Linked DNA regions of Mus musculus: region 1 is linked to region 2. Evidence: chromatin contacts called from ENCODE Hi-C or POLR2A ChIA-PET data. All regions are on one chromosome and are shown on one strand. The core of a region is the stretch at or near the end of the contact, and the rest is flanking DNA. Distances in the headings are between cores, read along the strand shown.

Evidence for each region. A loop is a pair of places that touch in the nucleus more often than their neighbours do. ChIA-PET counts read pairs that join two places held with the same protein, here RNA polymerase II (POLR2A).
Region 1: a loop to region 2 is called in a map of left cerebral cortex, with 2.1 times the contacts of the local background. The contact joins the promoter of Slc16a4 here to the promoter of Rbm15 in region 2. A Hi-C loop is called at or near these places in 1 of 37 maps with a recorded cell type or tissue (left cerebral cortex). POLR2A ChIA-PET finds 5 or more read pairs at or near these places in 3 of 5 experiments (Patski and embryonic stem cell).

The regions. Positions count from the first base shown.
Region 1 is chr3:107,288,597-107,295,056 of GRCm38, forward strand. It overlaps Slc16a4 (solute carrier family 16 (monocarboxylic acid transporters), member 4), which reads left to right and starts at 2,634. Exons shown (of 9, transcript NM_146136.2): 1 at 2,634-2,819; 2 at 3,812-3,929. The coding sequence starts at 3,843.
Region 2 is chr3:107,331,109-107,337,052 of GRCm38, forward strand. It overlaps Rbm15 (RNA binding motif protein 15), which reads right to left and starts at 2,181. Exons shown (of 2, transcript NM_001045807.1): 1 at 1-2,181. The coding sequence starts at 1,972.

The sequences.
Region 1 (6,460 bases), core at 1,384-3,883, 42 kb before region 2:
AAATGTCCAAGTTCCAGGTTCCCAGAAGGGAGTGTTTAGCATAAGTCAGATTGTTTGCTCCCTATAGGAACAGTAATAGTAGAAATTCCCCTGAAGGCTAAGTTCCCAAATGCTAGCCAGAAGTGGGAAGTGGAGGTAGGGGTTGAAACAGGGTTTTCTCTGCATAAACTTGGCTGTCCTGGAACTCACTCTGTAGACCAGGCTGGCCTTGAATGCAGAGATCTGTCTACCTTTGACTCCTGAGTGCTGGAATCAATGGCATGTGCCCCTATGCCCAGCTTTGTGAGCCGACCTTTTGTTTGTTAGTTTCTAGAGACAGTGTTTCTCTGTGTAACCCTGGGTATCCTGGAATTCACTGTGTAGTCCAGGCTGGCCTCAAACTCAAAGATCCACCTGCCTCTGCTTCCTGTGTGCTGCCCAGCTGGGAGCCAACTTTTTACAACTAAGGACTCAACCAGGACAAGGAAAGGTTCAGCTGGGTGACTTTCCTAACCTAGTAGTGTTGTGCTAAACTCTGAGTCCCAAGGGCTGAAGAGTATTCATAAGTTATCAGACAGCAGAACAATGGTAATAAGAAGTTATGGGGGGAGCCGGGCGTGGTGGCGCACGCCTTTGATCCCAGCACTTGGGAGGCAGAGGCAGGCAGATTTCTGAGTTCGAGGCCAGCTTGGTCTACAGAGTGAGTTCCAGGACAGCCAGAGCTACACAGAGAAACCCTGTCTCGAAAAACCAAAAAATAAAAAAGTTATGAGGGGGAGGGGCTGGAGAGATGGCTCAGCAGTTGAGAGCACTGACTGCTCTTCCAGAGGTCCTGAGTTCAATTCCCAGCATCCAAATGGAGCTCACAACCATCTGTAACGGGATCTGATGCCCTCTTCTGGTGTGTCTGAAGACAGTTACAGTGTACTCACATAAATAAAAATAAATATCTTTTTTAAAAAGAGAAATAATAGTAAATTCTTACCAAATAGCTTTAGGGACAGAAGCTAAAAACGGTTATAGGCTGAGATATTCATATGTTTAAAGACCCCGTAAATGCAACATTGAATCAGTAGTTACAGATGCTGAAATATTAACTAGTATCCCAGATAGCTTAACAAGTCTTTCCTCTTATTAACAAGAATGCATCACAGTTTTTTCTTTTTTGGGGGGAGGGAGTGGGAGTGGGGGCAGTGTCTGACTTTTTTTTTTTTTTTTTTTTTTGGTTTTTCAAGACAGGGTTTCTCTGTGTAGCCTTGACTGTCCTGGAACTCACTCTGTAGACCAGGCTGGCCTCGAACTCAGAAATTCACCTGCCTCTGCCTCCTGAGTGCTAGGATTAAAGGCGTGTGCCACTACCCCCGGCCTGGCAGGGTCTGACTTTAACCCCAATTTGCTCAAACTCAGCAATCCTCCTTACTTCTGCATTGTATGCTGAGACTGTAAGTGCGAGCTACCATACACTGCAGTAAGAAATATTCTTGATCCTAAACAATCTTGTAAAATAGTATTAATAACATTTTATAGCTTTCGAAACAAATTCAAAGAGGTTAGCTTGTTCAGGATTTCAAGACTTAAAATGCAACGTTGAGCTTCTATCCAAACCAGCATTACTCACTAGCCCTCAACGTTTCAAGAGTATCAATCCTGCCACCAAAGACCTTGAAAACAGTCCCATGGATGGTCACTAAAAACATTTCTGGAGTATATAATTATCTCTTCCTCTGTGTTTTGCCTTCTGCTGACTGTTTCTTTGATCTTTCCCACCAACACCCATATCTGCATCATGTTTCCATGGTTGCGTTCACGGAGCGTTCTCCCAAACTAAGCCATCCTTCTTTAAGAATTTTAATAAGAAAAATTAGAGATGGGCTTTAAGAGGATGAGAAGCCCATGTTTAAAAAACAGAACAAAGGTGCAGATTTCCAGATCAAACAAAGAAACCATACTTGGGCTTAAAATACACTCTGGATTAAAACCTGGAATGTTGGTGTAGGAGATCAAAGGCACTATTTTGTTGACTTTTTTTTTTTTTAATGTGGAAGGTGGAGCTAAGGAAGGAAATTGGACTGGAATGTTGAATTATTCGGGTAATTTTCTAGGACTCAGCCTTAATTATTCCCAAAATTCAGTAAGAAAAAGTTTCATTAAAATTACTGTAAGTATATATCTTCATGGAAAGTTAAAGTAATCGGGTTCAAAAAAGCGATTAAAATGGGGCCTGAAACCCCAAATTAATCATACTACTGAGTCAGAGGGCACAAAGGGGCACAGAGCAGCCTGGATTTACTAAGGACTGCAGTGGGTTTGCTAAGATGGACTAAACCCAGGTACCCACGTTAAGCAGGCACTCTATCATGGAGCACTATCTAGCATGGAGCACTATCTTCAGCTCCAGCACTGCCATTTGTGGTCCAGAAAGAGCTCCCCCGTCTCTGGAAGACTTTTATGCTTCTTTTATAAACTAGTCTCAGCCTCCCTGAGGAACTTTGGACAACTTTCAAAAATCTGGAGTCCCATCCCCCATCCCAGACTTGAGAAGATTTTCTCCTTGGTTTACCCAATGGCTTTTGGCCGGAGGTGAAAAAAGTGTACCTTGTGGGCTGGCTGGAAGGCTGGCCTGAGTTGTTCTCAAGTTACAGCCTTTCCTCCTCCTCCCTCAGGAAGTAAAGTCCACAGGCAGGAGCTGCTAAACCTCAGCGCTGCCCCCGCTTGACTACAGTGCCTGGTTGTTTCCACCAAGCAGCGGAATGGGAAGCCTTAGAAAGAGAGTAACGTTTTAGGGAAAATAATTTTTCACCTGAAATTTTCTTGTCTCTAGAGGATTCATTTGCTTAAAGGTAAGGTGAAGTGGAATTGAAATTGGGTGATGGGTTGGTCTTCTCAGGGACCTGGAATGACTAGAATCTCTCTGTCTAGAATTATCTAATAGAAATCTCTCCCCCTACACACACACACACACACACACATCTCACAACTGGCATCTTTCTGTCTAATCTAACAGACCTTACTTTTTTAGACACTAAACACACACACATGCGTCGCATACACACCTGGCTGCTTTCACAAGGACAGATGAGGATAACATCCATTCCTCAGAACACGTTCTTTCTCAATATGTGGGTATTTATTTACTCAACTCTGTCTGAAGTTAGCACACTATGACATTCTAATCTTGAATGCTTAGCATCTCTCTCCTAAGGTGGAGACTAGTCTCCTGCAGAATCATAAGTTCACCACCACAACCAAAATATTTAACCTATTTAGTACCCTCTATTTCAAATCACTCATATTTCCTAAGTGGGCTTCCCAATTTGTTTTTCTGATCTAGTATCCTCTAAAGAGATAAGTTACTTTGTTGGGCTATCTAGTTCTTTAAAATACCTAAGCTCCATAAAAAGGGGCTGTCTAAACCCAAGAGCCCCCTCCCATTTAACTTTTCTTTAGATTCAAGGGCTGGTTCACAGGAATGGATGGGTAACACATGGCTTCCTCTAAAACTGGCTTACAGCTGATGGAGATCCTGAGCACAAGTAGAGTGGCCATTCCCATCAGGGACTCGAGGTTATTAACATCAGGCAGACTTCACGTAACTAAGGGGGAACGGAAAAGTGAAAAGTTTCATACCATGGAACAAAATAAAATTTAATAGTTTAACATGCACACCTATAATCGCAGCCTTCAGGAAGTAAAGGAAGGACAGCCACAAGTTCTAGGCCAGGTGGAGCCACAAAGCAGGTCTTAAAACCAACCAAAAAGACAAACAAAATATCCCACTTACAGTTAGATTACTTTCTTGACTACTGAATCAACTGTTTTGCATCTGTTCCAGTGATCTCCGCATGTAGCCTACAGGAAGCATCATGGTGAAGAAGGAAAAAACGCCCTCCCCTTACACCAAACCCCTTGATGGAGGATGGGGGTGGATGGTCGTGCTTCATTTTTTCCTGGTAAGTGTTTCTTTCCCCTTTCCAAGTGCTGAACTGTACGAAGAAAAGCTCAAAGCAGTCTAACAAGATCGATGAAGGAATCTTGAGATTTGAGTAGACAGGAAGCCAGGAACTTGCCCAAACTGCTAAGATCAGAGGCCACCTTGGCTGAACCCAGAAGCTGAGCTGTTTGTTCCCCTGAGAGAAAGGAGAAGCCTTCCCATCCAGGCCTCTCCGCTGCCTCTTCATCATCTCTCAATCAGAGAATGCTCCAGGCATGGCTGGCAGTTCTACTTTGGCAGAATGGCAACTGGGATTTGGGGACATCGTATTTTCGACTAAGTAAGAGCTAGCACAGGTCATTCCTAGAAAGTACTCAGCTCTGCCAGGTGTGGGAGATGCTTAGAACTCCAGCACTGGGCAGGGTTGAAGGGATGCAAGGGAGGCAAGATGATTGCTGATAGTTCAAGACTAGCCAGTCATACATGTTAAGATTTTATCTTGAAACTAAGTGCCCACCCACTCAGCCTAACATGTACACAATACTTCAGACCACTCATGCTGTTTTTAGCTACTTGACACAAACCTGTATGCATCTGGAAAGTGGGAATGTCAACTGAGAAACTGCTTCCATTGGGCTGGCCTGTAGGCAAGTTTGTGAGGACATTTTCTTGGTGAATGATAGGTTTGGAGAGCCTAGTTCACTGGCACCCCAGGACAGGTGGTCCTGTGTTGTTTAGGAAAACAAACTGAGCAAGTCAGGGAAAACAAGCCAGTAAGCAGTATTCCTCCATAGCTTCTGCTTCAGATCTTGCTCTGACTTCGTTATGGTCTATAGCCTGTAAGCTGAAAGGAACCCTTTCCTTCCCAAGTATTTCATCATAGCAATAGAAAGCCAGCCACGGCAGTCCCCTTCATTAGTAGGGGTTGAGGATAGTTCAGTCTGCTGCCCCCCCCATAACTTAAACTCGAATTATACTCTGTATCTGACATGTATTGTAAGGAAAGACTTCTTACCCTCGCCTCCGAGACACTGTTGGAGTTGCTATCTAAAAAAAGTAGTGATGTACATTACCCGCATGTCTGTTCTAGAACACTGGTGGATCCCATCATAGCTGCGCCACAAATAACCCTGTGCATAGTGGTCCCAGCCCTATAACTCTTAAGCACCCCTAGATCATTTTCTTAATTTTGAGACACACTCACAAAGACACTTCTTTCTTCTTGACATTCCTGCCCTGCTTGGATTTACAGTAAGCAGCCCACATGATAGGAACACAAGTCCAGATGAGTGACAACATCAGTATGAAATTGAAGGTGGGAAAACATAATGCTTTACTCCTCCCTAATGATAGAAAAGAGGGATGGAGGGTAGAGGTCCTAAGCTAGACCTGTGTATTATAAAACTTACCAAATAAAGCACAATTTGTTGAATTCTGGCTTCATTACTGAAGAACAGAATTTCTTCTCCCCTTCCATAGAAACATTAATAATAGGGAAGCTAAAGATGCCTTAAGCCCGAGAGCCCTGCCTGGTTGGGCCTCCTCTCAAATGGTGTATGCTGTTGGTGTTGGAGTCTGGTTCTCCCACCCTTTTATGCATTATTTTCAATGGATAACAAGTTATTTGATTAGTTACTGCTAATTAAAAGTAGCTAATAATCAGGTTAATAATGTTACTTGGGCAACATGATGATGGTTATTGGAGCACATAAATATACCAAACTGTTAGCAATGAACTCAGCTCACTGCTCATAGGGATAATATACATCCTAACAGGGCAATGCATTTATTTCCATGTAAATTACAAGTGTGCTTTTCCGTAAGATTTAAGCTCCCTCAAAAGTGAAAAACTTCTCAGTATGCTTTGTGAGCTCCTCCACAAAAGCAGTTACACTGTAACTCACCATACTTTATATATATAACTGTTTCTGGGCTTAGTATGTGTCTTAGTTAGGGTTGTATGGCTGAGAACAGACATTATAATCAAAGCAACTTTTGTAAGGACAACATTTAATTGGGGCTGGCTTACAGGTTCAGAGGTTCACTCCAGTATCTTCAAGGCAGGAGCATAGAAGTGTCCAGGCAGGTATGGTGCAGGAAGAGCTGAGAGTTCTACATCTTCATCTGAAGGCTGCTAGGAAAAGACTGGCATCCAGGGAGCTAGGATGAGGGTCTTAAAGCCCACACCCATAATGACACACTTCCTTAAACAACCCACACCTACTCCAACAAGGCCACACCCCCATTCCCTGGGCCATGAATATTCAAACCATCACAGTATATCTTACCAAACTGTTCAGTGCGGTTAGGGAACCACATTTATACTGTTCATCAGTGTTGCGTTCACTATTGTATGCCTACTCTGAATATACAGCCTGAGACACAGTAGCCACTCATTAAATACCTTCTTTTTTTTTGACGGGGGTGGGGAGGACTAATTTATAGACACATTTATAAGCAGCAGCCAAGAGGATGGATGAAGTCAGAGGTGGAGAGAGGCTACTGAAAACATGTTAAGAACCACGTGTGCTGGCACAGTTACGTGTGATC
Region 2 (5,944 bases), core at 931-3,430:
TCTCAGGTGATCTATCAAGATGCCGTCCTCCACTTTCCTCAGGCAGCCTTCGCTTCCTTGGCTGGTCCCTGCTGCTGGGCAAGTCCCGATCACCTCTGTCCCTGTCCAGTGACCAGCCATCCCTCCTTCGATCCAAGCTATCTAGTGGCTCATAAGCAGTGACAGCACTAGTTGCAGCCCGAGCACTGCGTTCTCGAACCGGTGGTGGGGGTGGCACCCAGTCAGAATCAGTATAAAGGTCCCTATCACGATCTCTGTATAGTAAGGGTGGTGTCCTGTCCCGAGCACTCCTCAAAGGGTCAGGTGCTCTATGTCCAAAAGTATCCGTCACTAGTTCATAGTGGGTCAAGGGCAGAGGCTGAAGATATTGCTGCTGGTAACGATGTTCTGTGTCTGCAAAGTCTACCCTGAGGCGACGATCTGGGCCACCAAGTGGGAATCCACGCATATGGGTCCAGGCAGCATGAGCTGCATCCAAACTTTCATACTGTATATATGCCCAACTGTCACCTTTACGGTAGTCTATGGTTCGAATGGTGCCAAATCGGTCAAATTCTCGTGCCAGGGCAGCAAGAGGCACCCAGGGTCCCAGACCACCCACCCAAAGTCGGGTAGTGGGTGTGGCTTTACCATAACCAATCTTGATTGGATTCCGAATTATAATTTTGCCAGACATTGCAAGTTTGGCCCTGTGAGACATGTCTAGATTCTCAAATTTGAGAAAGCCATAGGTACTGGTCTGGCCTCGAGAAGGCCTCTTAATGTCCACTTCTGTGATGACTCCAAAACGATCAAAAGCCCTTCTGAGATCATTTTCCGTCACAGTGATATCTAAGTTGCCCAAGAAAAGTGTCCGGTTGGCACGCTGATCGTCCTCAGGTGATATCTCATCCACTTCTCGGAAAGGAGCCGCACCTGCTCCAGCTCCCACCCTCGGCTCCAGGCTGTAGGCCGGGCGCACCCGGTCATAGAACGGATAGTCTCGTTCTCTTTCCAGCTCTCGGGGCAATGGTGGCGGGGGTGGAGGAGGCAGGCGGCCCAGGGCCAACTGCTGCAACCGGTAGTCTCTGTATCCCAGAGCAGCACCTCCAGGGGAAAGCGACCTCTGACCTCCCCCTCCTCCAGGGGCGTGCCGGTGGCTACCGACTGAGGTCCCGACCACGCTGGATGACGGGGCGTAAGCATCTTTGTCTAACGGGGAGCGGCTGCGGCGCCGGCTCACGTACACGGCTTCTATCTTCAGAGGCCGGTCATAGAGCACCAGGCGGCCTCTGGCATGCTTGGCCGCCCTCGCGTCCTCTGGCCTCCGGAAGTTCACAAAGGCTACCCGCTCATCCCCGCTGCCAGAACCTGAGAGGTGACTGATTTTGACACTTACATCACCGAAGCGTTTGAACTCGTGAAACAGCCCGTCCTCCACCGCCTCGTCGCTCAGCTGGGACCCCAGCTCGCTGATCTTCAGGGTCTTGTACTCCACGCCGTCCCCGCCGCCGGGCGCGGAGGAGGCGGCCCCGGAGGAACGTGACTCCCCGCCTCCACCCCGGGAGCTGCTGCGCGACTCGCCCCCGCCTGAGGAATTTTTGGTGCTCGGGGAGCTGTAACTGTGCAAGCGGCTACTGGAGCTGCCCCCGCCGGTCTCGTACTCGCGGCTGCCGCCCCGGCTGCTGGACTTGTCCAGATGAAGGCTCCGCCGCGACCCGCCGCTGTCCGTCTTCCCGCTGCTGCTCCCATTGCTGCCGCCGGAGCCCCCTAACTTCTTGCTCCGCTCCCCACGAGAACTGGAGTCCTCACCGCCACGGGAGCGCTTGGGCTTGACCGGCGAGCGCTCCTTTCCTTTCATTGTTGAGGGTCGCCGGAGGTCGTCTCTGCGGAGCTGACTAACCCGCCACCCCGCGCTCGTTTCACACAGCGGACTCGCACGCCGCCATCTTGGACTCCGCCGCGGCAAAGGCTCCCGCCCCGCAGACCTCATTGGTCAATTAATTCACTCTTCAGCCTTCTCATTGGAAAAACTATTTGTCCGTCTTTACATCTCCCCGCGCTCCGGGAAGGCGCCCGCCCCGACGCTGTTATTGGGTTCCCAACGCCCTAATCCCAGTACCTCATTGGTTATATTCGTTGTCTATCTTAACGGTTCCTCGCGCCAGGCTGTAGCTCCGCCCCTCGCACTTCATGGTCACCTGACCCAAAGCCTAGAAGCGTTGATTGGACAAAAACTCTGCCCTGTAACGGTACTTCTAGCACGGCGAACGCAGCGATCCCACCTTCTCTTCCCTTTCATTGGTTTGTGGCCACGTCTTTTAAATCACTATCGGGAAGTCTGGACATCAGTTCAGGCGTTTTTTCCTGAGAATTTGGCTCTCTCCGATCTCGCGAGAGACAAAGAGCTCGCTCGCTCACTCGCTCACTCGCTCGCTCTCTTTCGACCCCAGTCTTCCAACTTCTCCGGCGGCTGAAGAAAGTTTAAATCTGATTGGATGTTGACGAGGAACATGATTGGATAAAAGCGCTGTCCATCACTCACTTAAAGGAGTAGGCCCATAAACTGAGGCGTCTGAAGGTGAAAGACTAAGACCACGCGCTTGCTGTGCGACGTCACTTTGCTGTCGCGAGATGGTGACAGTGAGTCAGGCCCGCCTCCCCGCGCTTTCGGCGTTCTCTTAAACATTTGTTAGGTCCTTACGGCGTACTTGCCTGTGCTTCGGTCCTTCGAGTCTGGAACTTGCGGGCTCCTCACTGTCCTGTCTGGGCGGGACAATGGGCTCGGTGGTCCTTCCGGCTGCTGGCCCTCACTCGATCCGCCTAGGCAGCTGTCCCGGACAGTCCAGCCGACACCATCTTAGTTAGCTGCCTGAAAAAGCCCCACCCCCGTGCGCGAGAAAACGCCTGCCCCGGTCTGTGCGGCCCGCTGGGGCGGTGAGTTCAGGGTTCACAGAGCCTCGGGTCACGCTGACGCCCTGGGCGGTACCGAGTCACTGCCCGCCCGCGGACACAGGGAACAGCGCCGCGGAGCCCTGGCCAGTCTCAGTGGCCGCCTTAGGGCCCGCAGTGTCCTGCAAGCCCACTTACTGGTCCGACCTGCAGGACCACTTGCAGATTTTTGCTTCCTGCTTTATGTTGTGAATCCCTGTAAGGTTTGCATTTATAAAAGATGTGTGAGACATAATATAGCTGTGCTTTGCTTTAATGTGTCACACTTCTCACTGTGCGGACACTACATTTATCTCGTTTCTAGGACTCCAGCACTCCGATTAATCCATAGTAGGACCCAGTAACATGGCCACCTTGCTCCCTCCTATATCCACTTCCTTTGACTCCTTTAACCGTGATTCCCGTCTAAACGCCTCCCGTCTCCCACCTCTGCGACCCCATGCACCTGAATCTCTTAAGCTTATGTAATACTGGTGATCATGAGATTAGATGCGTAGTCTATCCCACTAGCGTTTACCTCCTGGTGAGAGGAAATAGGCTTTTTGCAGTCTTCCCAAAAATGTACCTAGGAGAGATGAGAAAGATTTTGGTATTTACATCTTCTAAGACTGAGTAGAGAATGTGTTTTAAAACAGGACATTTTACAAGGTGATAAGAATGCCCTTCCCCAAAACTTGAATTCTAAATTTATAAGCTACTTGAAGATTAGATACAGCAACCTGATTAGCCCTATTTCAACCGTTTTGTTTTGTTGGTATATAACCCTGAAATTGGTGAACAGTTGGGCCAAACTCTCTTGGTCACAGCAAAAAGATTTGAAAGAAGCTCAATATGTAAGTTATAAACCGCAAAATACTATAAAGCATAGACATATTTGTATATTAAAAGTAGCTGTTATGTGGCTTTTGGAACACCTGTATCCCAGCTGCTCTTGCGGATAGGATCACAATTGCTTTCTTCATTAGCTAGAGTAACTTGGTAACTTGGTGAGATTCTGTCTTAAAACCACCCCTACACAAAAGTCTGGAGACATAGCTCAGGACCCTTGGACACCTATGTGAAGCTCTAGGTTCAATTCCTAGTACTGGGAAAAAAAATTCTTTTAAAGATTTATTTAGCAGTGCATGATGGTGTACCCCTTTAATCCTACCACTTGAAAGTCAGAAGCAGGCAGATCTCTGTAAATTCAAGACCAGAGTTGTCTATATAGTGAATACTAGGCCAGCCAAGACTGTATAACGAGACTTTGTCATAAAAATATTTATGTGAATGTCTGTATGTATGGTAGTGTTCTAATATCCAGAGAAGCCAGAGAGGGTGATAGAGCCCCTGAAGCTGGAGTTACAGGGTTGTGAGTCACCAATCTGGGCCCCTGGGAAACAAACTGTAGTCCTCTGTAAGAGCAGCAAGTACTCTTCAACGCCTGAGCCATCTCTCCAGGCCTGCAAAAATAATGTTTAAAAGATGTTTAAATAATGTTAACATAAAATGCCATCAGTCAGAGAAAAAATGTGTATAATAAACTACCAGTTGTGGTTTTAAAAATCGTGGATTACATATATATGCTTACACTTTTATTGAAATTGTTACAGAGATTGCTCTTAGGGGCAGGGATTAGCAAGAGAAATTTTCCTTGTAGGATTTTAGTTTAAAAATGTACAATAGTAGGGTATTTCCTGAAGACCACCTCATGTCCTGAACACAGAGTCTCAGCAATTATAAGATCATGTCCGTCTTATTTTTCTTTAAGTCTATAATCCTATTCACATTCTCCCCTGCTCCATTATTCTGTTCCAGGCATGCCTGATACATTTTTGCCTCAGATGTGGAATCTATCATTCCTACAAGAACATTCCTGTTCTCTTTAGTGGAAAATGATACTGAAAAATAAAAACTTGGATATTGGGAGATAAAGTAGTTGTACACACAATCTCTAAAAAAGCATAAAGAACTTTTCAGAGGTGTGTTCATCTATTTTAAGATTATATGAATACTAAAAAAACAGGAATTGAAGTTAAACCTTAACCTGATTACTCAGTGGAATAGTCAATCCAGAAAAACTTGGAGTGACTGTTTTCAGCCTAAATTGATTAACGCAGGTGATTCACTGATGCAGAGGCAAGATAAGGACCAGTCAGTGTAGTTTCTCAGACCTAATGGCAGGAGCTTGAGGGAAGCAAACTGAGAACTAGAAACTAGAACTGAGAAAAAAAAGAACTGAAGGAGATGGAAAAAGGACAAACAGCTTAGTGGCTTGTCCTTTGAGAGCATCGGGGAGCTTCAGAGAAGCTGCTTTTGCCACTTCAGACAGTGTGAGGAAGGCTTCCAAGGGAACTGGTGTGCTTCCTGGAGCCAAGAAGACTGATAAGTTTAATGCTAACAGTAAAGGCCATCACCTTTTGACAACAAGGGTCAAAAATAAGTTTGTTACATATGTTTGTCCATGACAACAAAATGAGGTCCTAAGCATTAAAAGTATAGTCATTTATATATTCTGCTTGTATTTGACTTCAAACAAATGCTCATTGAAATAGAAAGCAAGCATTGAGAAGACTTGCTGTGATTGATTTATTTTGATGTCATTTCCTTTGTGTTCTTTGAAGCACTAAGCTGTGTAAGTGAGGTTTTAGCAACTTGTATTTACACATGTTCCTTGAAGAGGGCTGAGAAAGGATAAAAATGACCCATGGTTTAAAGGGCAAAGACCTGAAACTCTTCTTTGGGTGTTGTCAATAAAATTGTTGAAAAGCAATCCAAGCTTTCCTCTTGTCTCCAAGTGATCAGTGGTCAGATCCAGGAGGGCAACTGTCCTCAGTGAGGAGAATCATAGTGTTTATGAAAGAAAAAGCAAAAGTATATGCACAACTTTAAAAATATCAGTATAATTTCAATGTTCTTTCCCTCTTTATTCTTCCTGGGTTTTATTGTGTATATATATCCTCACAATTATAGTTGCAATATGAATTTATTGTAGACATTGAGATCTGTTTAATTTCCTGGTATATGAAAACAA